2 separate regions of the Homo sapiens genome follow, and region 1 is linked to region 2. Evidence: chromatin contacts called from ENCODE Hi-C or POLR2A ChIA-PET data. All regions are on one chromosome and are shown on one strand. The core of a region is the stretch at or near the end of the contact, and the rest is flanking DNA. Distances in the headings are between cores, read along the strand shown.

Region 1 (2,815 bases), core at 12-2,511, 740 kb after region 2:
TGACAACAGATTCGTTTGTTGTATGAAGATCCTGGACTGAATGAAGTCTAGGGTTTGGGAGTTTTGAAGGGATAATGACCCATTAAATGAGCTGGCAAATACAGGTGGTAAAGCAGGTCTGGGATGTTCAGAGAAGGGTGGGAACACGGAATGGATGCCAGAAGCTGGGAGAAAAGCCAAGTTCATGCCTGTGGAAAAATGGAATTGAGGATGGGGCTAAAATTGGACAGAGGAAACTTAATCTGTAATGTTTTTCTTCTTTTCAAAAATAACTTGAAGTGGTTGTACATATCTGGTGTGATATACACAAATGCTTAATTTCTCTATTTTTAAAAAACTTCCCAAAATTAGTGCTTGGAATTATTTAAAATAATGTAGCAAACATTTTTGGAGTGCCTGCTATGTGTCTGGCACTGTTTCAGGCATTTGAAATATTTGCTCTCTATGAAGCCTTCCTTTCAGCAGTTAGCAGGCCTGGAGTTCAGAAGCCAGAAACTGGCTTCTGATTCTGACGCAGTCAGTAAGTGTATGACCTGGGCAAGTTGCTTCCCTGCGGCGTCCCACGCCCCCAAAACCCCCCACCCCCCCACCCGTGCCAGGAATCTATCGCAGTTCTCAAGTCCTGTGACTTAATACCGCAGCTGGCACCTCAGAATTCCTTATTCTTACAGAGCTGGTCCCCACAGTACCGCCCCTGGGCGTAAACTCCTCCATACAGGGAGTGTAGATGATGGGCTGACCTAAGAACGGTTTCCAAATGGTCCTTTACACCTCTGCCTCCCACCCCACTCTAGCCCAGGATAACAGATTTTCCTCGCGCAATTTCAAATTTGCAAGGGAATCTTGAATATTTTCTGGTAATGAGAGAGGGTAGATTATATGTCCTAATCCCAGCCTAATCAGATTAACAGCAACTTCTGGACATTCAGTACCAGGAACTGTTTTAGGTGCTGTGGAGAGAAGAGTTAAAAATGAAACAAAAATTATTGCCTTCATGAGCCTCACATTAGTGGACAGAGTCCAAAAAAAAAGTGACAACGTAATGCGCTACTGCGACACAAAGCAAAGCAAGGTGGGCAAGCAACACTAGTTCTTTATTCCCGCACGCCCTAATCCCCAAGTAGCTCTTCCGGGTCACTGCAGTCTTCACGGGCTCCAGACTCCGCCCATGGTCCGTCCTTCAGGCCTTGACTCCGCCCACGCATCGACGTAGAATTTCCCGGCCGGGCTCCATGAAGTACCACCCACCCGCGACGCCGACGCAAGGCTGCTGCTATGGGGCCGGGCGGCCGTGTGGCGCGGCTGCTCGCCCCACTAATGTGGCGCAGGGCGGTTTCCTCGGTGGCGGGGTCCGCGGTTGGAGCCGAGCCCGGGCTTCGGCTGCTGGCCGTGCAGCGGCTTCCCGTAGGAGCAGCGTTCTGCCGGGCTTGCCAGACCCCAAACTTTGTCCGCGGCCTGCACAGCGAGCCTGGGCTGGAGGAGCGGGCGGAGGGGACGGTCAACGAGGGACGCCCAGAATCGGACGCGGCAGGTACGGGCGTGGAGAAGAACGAAGGCGACCCTCTCCGGGCAGTCTGGAGTCAGGTCCCAGCCAAGGTGGCTCTGGGTTCCCCTCTATGTGCATTTCTCTTGGAGTCACAAAACTCCTGCACATCCAGAGCTGGAAGGGACTTCAAAGGTTGTTGGCGCCAACCTTCCCGTTTCACAGTGAAGAAATTGAGGGCAAGAGATGAACTGCAGAATCCCAGCCTCCCGGACGGCCATCTCCCACCCTTGGCATCACAGTCTCACCGTCCTCACTTCCTTTTACCCTCTTCCTAGGATCCTGGGAAATGGGTTTGTGGGGACTGTTGGGGCTTGAGGATTCTGAGGAGCCAGGGTCTGGGTGCGAAGGGGTGCGTAGGAAGCGCCAGTAGGAGATGGGTCCAAGTTAATATCCTCTAGTTATTGCTGACGTTTTTAGAAACTTAAGAATGGTAAACAGATCACATCTAAGAATGTAGAGTATGAGAGGGAGAGGCCTTAGTGGGCTTAGCTACTAGGTCCTTTGGAGTCGGCTTTAGAACTTGGGCGAGCTTTTAAATTTACAGCCTGTAATACTCCAAGCTGAAGATCAGAATATCTAAATCTTTACGGGAAAAAAAATTAGATTTTCATAGGTAACAGTTGTTAATAACCCGGTGGTTTTATATGAAAACTGGAAGGTTCAAAATAATAATTACTCAAAAATGTAGCTCTTTCAGTGACTGATCTTAGGCCACAGTAATTCTCCTAGGCCTCAGTTTCTTCATCTCTCAACTGAAGGTTGTGGACCAGATACTGCCTAAGAGCCCTTCCAGCTCACAATTCTGTGACCCGTTATGACTGAGATTCAATTTAATATGCTCCAGGATATCACCTCCTACCCATTTTGTGGTGCTGTTTTTCTTTGCACAGCATTTCTGTGATTGTGGTGTATTGCTCCTTTTAAGTATTAGTAGAAAGTCATTTGTCACTGGTGTCTGGTTCTACTTGCATATGGTTAATAGCGAAGGATGTATAGTGGCTCTGCGTAATCTGAGCACCCTGACCATAAAAGTTGAGCGGTGCTATGATACTACTGCCCAGGTTCACCTTCCAGGAGGCCTTTACCCTGCTATCTGTAAAAACACTTTGGATCTAAACACCCTCATGGAGGAACAGTCAGCTGCCGGCATCTCTGGGTGCATACACGTCTATCTGCTTGGCCATCCTGATACAAACAACTATTTGTGCATTTCAGATCATACTGGTCCCAAGTTTGACATCGATATGATGGTTTCACTTCTGAGGCAAG
Region 2 (2,700 bases), core at 110-2,609:
GACTTAAGAGATCAGAAACTCTATCTAGGGGTGGAGTTAGCAATCTGGACTGTGACCAGCCCTCCAGGTGATTGTGAGAATGCATCCTAAGACAGAGAACCACAGAGCCACAGAAAGAAGAGGCCCTGTGAAGGGAGACCCGAGGGTATGGAGAGTTGTTGGCTCCAGCTTGGGCGCACTCGTTCTCTCTTTCTGTTTCTTTCTTCCCTCTTCCCTTCTGTTCTCTTTTCCCCTTCCGCCTCCTCTTCCTCCCCCTCCTCCTCCTCTTCCTCCTCCCCCTCCTCCTCCTCCTTCTTCTTCTTCTTCTCTCTCTCTCTCCCTTTCTCCCTCCCTCCCTCCCTCCCTCCCTCCTCTCTCTCCTGTCTGCTGTCATTGGGAAGCTGTGTGGTCAGCCAGTCAAAAAGCAGATTTCAGAGTCAGGAGTTCCAGGGTTCACAGTTGAGCTCCATTCCCTACTGGGTGACTGAGGGCAGTTTCTAAACTTCTCTGATCCTGTTCTGCCCTCTGAAGAAGGGGAAAATAATACATCCTGTGTACGATTGTTATTGGGAATCAATGAGCTAGTGTATGGAAGAGGCTGCATGTGGTTCTTGGTACAAAGAAGCAGATTATTATCAGTTACATGTAGGTGAGGCATCCAAAATGCTAGGAGAAAAAACCTGAGCCTTTACACGGTATCGCTGTGTCCATTGTTACCTTATCAACTCCCATAGCATGCTCACTTTTTTTCATAGAAATTGTCTATTTTCCATGATTATTCAGTGAATCCACAACAATCTCATTCTTGGTTAGGGACTCATTAAAGTGTTATCAGTCTTATGGAATTATTTAAAACCTGTGAACTCCCCCAAATAATGCTTGAGGGTTCCAACCTTCCCTGCCCCCTCACAATACAGCTTCAGAAGCTGATTTGATCAAGTGAAACCACTGTGCCTCCTACTTCATTTTCCCGGGTTTGCTGCTTTTCTAAGTATGTCTCACAAAATGTATGCTGCTCTTTTTTTCTTTTAGTCTTCATATTGTATATTAGATCCCTAGACTTCTTTGTTCTACACATCTGCTGCTCTGTATTCTGACCTACATCTGCATACTGCTTTAATAGAATGGATGTTTGCAGACGTGACTGTGATATTGGAATATGGAAGGATCCATCCAGGGTCAGGAAGCAGCAGGCTGGCTTCATTCTCAGTGTTTGTTTTCTGGGTCTTTGAAGGAGAGGTGTTGCAGGGAAAAAGGTCGTGCATCAGGAAGTGTCATTTAAAAAGGACCTGAGTTGGGCTGAGTTATCAGCAAATACACGCCATGGCTGTGCTCCCCACCCCCCACCGTACACTAGCAGGGCAGCAGCTCTGATTGTCTAACGAGCAGCAGAGCCGCCCAGCAGCAACCACATTAGGAAGGAATCGGAAACCAACGCTCCGCTGGCTGTCACCCCTTACCCACTTGCTGTCAGGTAGAGTACTTGTTTATTATTAATTATCTATTTTCAGTATCCTGCACCTGGGGGTGAACATCATCGGTGCTAAGACTTTTTAGCCTATGGGGATCTCTGCTGAGCACTAAAACCACGGGCTTCCCCTTGGGAAGAGGCAGAAAATACACTTCCCAGGTTCTCACTGCCAGCTCTGACAGGCTGAACTGCAGTTGGAGAAGGAAACTGAGGACTGGGCTCCCTTCCTGTCTCCTAAGCCAGGGCAGAGCTGGGCTTCGGGTGATGGCAGGAGACAGAGAAGCAGGTAACTTCCCTGGAGGGAGCTGAGCAGGGCAAGTCCCCTCTTCCAGGGACATTCCAGGCATGACAGAGGTGCACAGGCACAGAAGCCCTGCTGCTTCGGCAAGCTAGGCTGCTCATAGCTGTGTCTACCCCTTCCCGGGACGTGGACTGTGGGGAGTGTCTATTCAGGACCATCTAGAAGAGTTCAGAGCCTTTCAAACTTCTTTTCAACATGCGTTCCTGACTGAGGACACAGCTCAAAGCTGCCTCTCAGGCTTAGAAACACTTCTTAATTTTCACTGTCGAGGGCTAGCTTTGAGTCAGATCCTTTCACCTCATCAAAAAGGGTGTCAGCACACAAGCGCTCCGAAATTACTCGCTTGGCTTTCTGCTCAGGGTGACTGTGGTAAAGAAGTTACAGCCCACAGGCAAACCCCAGTAATTGGCCTTGGCCTGGAGCCACACCTTGGAAGCCATCTCCCAGCGGGAGTGAAAGGACTGTGGGGACAGGGCATCAATGTCTGCCCAAGGCAAAATAGGGCGAACAGTAGCCTGCCTGTGGCACCCTCCCCACCTCTCTTCTAGAGCAGTAACCTTTCATTTTCTCAGCCTCTGCATGGGAAGTCTCATTTAGGCTCCTTAGTTCACCCACACCTTGCTACGACAAACAAAAAATGATAACCATTACAATATATGGAGTCCTTACTACGTGAGCAGCACTGTATAAGGTGTTTTCCATGTATCATCGTGATCTTCACAACAGCTGCTCAAGGAACGCATCATAATGGCCCCTTTGGAGGGAACTACAGGGACCCAGGGAGGCTAAGCTACCCTTTAAGGTAAAACTGGCCAGGCCAGGATTTGAACCCAAGCCAGCCTGACTCAACAGCAAGTGCGGTTTCCCCAACACTATACCATCTACCATTCCCAGACTTCTCAGGCTTAGGCTATGTCTGGTTTCTACGACATCATAAAATAAACATTAT

The links. Hi-C counts contacts between places; a loop is a spot of excess contacts on that map. ChIA-PET counts read pairs that join two places held with the same protein, here RNA polymerase II (POLR2A). Pooled maps may share reads with other maps.
Region 1: a pooled map of heart left ventricle shows a loop between it and region 2 (7-fold over the local background). The contact joins the promoter of MALSU1 here to the promoter of STEAP1B-AS1 in region 2. A Hi-C loop is called at or near these places in 5 of 50 pooled maps. POLR2A ChIA-PET finds 5 or more read pairs at or near these places in 2 of 52 experiments (WTC11 and common myeloid progenitor, CD34-positive).

The regions. Positions count from the first base shown.
Region 1 is chr7:23,298,078-23,300,892 of GRCh38, forward strand. It overlaps MALSU1 (mitochondrial assembly of ribosomal large subunit 1), which reads left to right and starts at 1,262. Exons shown (of 4, transcript NM_138446.2): 1 at 1,262-1,531; 2 at 2,762-2,815. The coding sequence starts at 1,276. RefSeq lists an enhancer at 1,079-1,568.
Region 2 is chr7:22,561,978-22,564,677 of GRCh38, forward strand. STEAP1B-AS1 (STEAP1B antisense RNA 1) reads left to right here and starts at 1,360. Exons shown (of 4, transcript NR_038393.1): 1 at 1,360-1,453. RefSeq lists an enhancer at 1,385-1,886.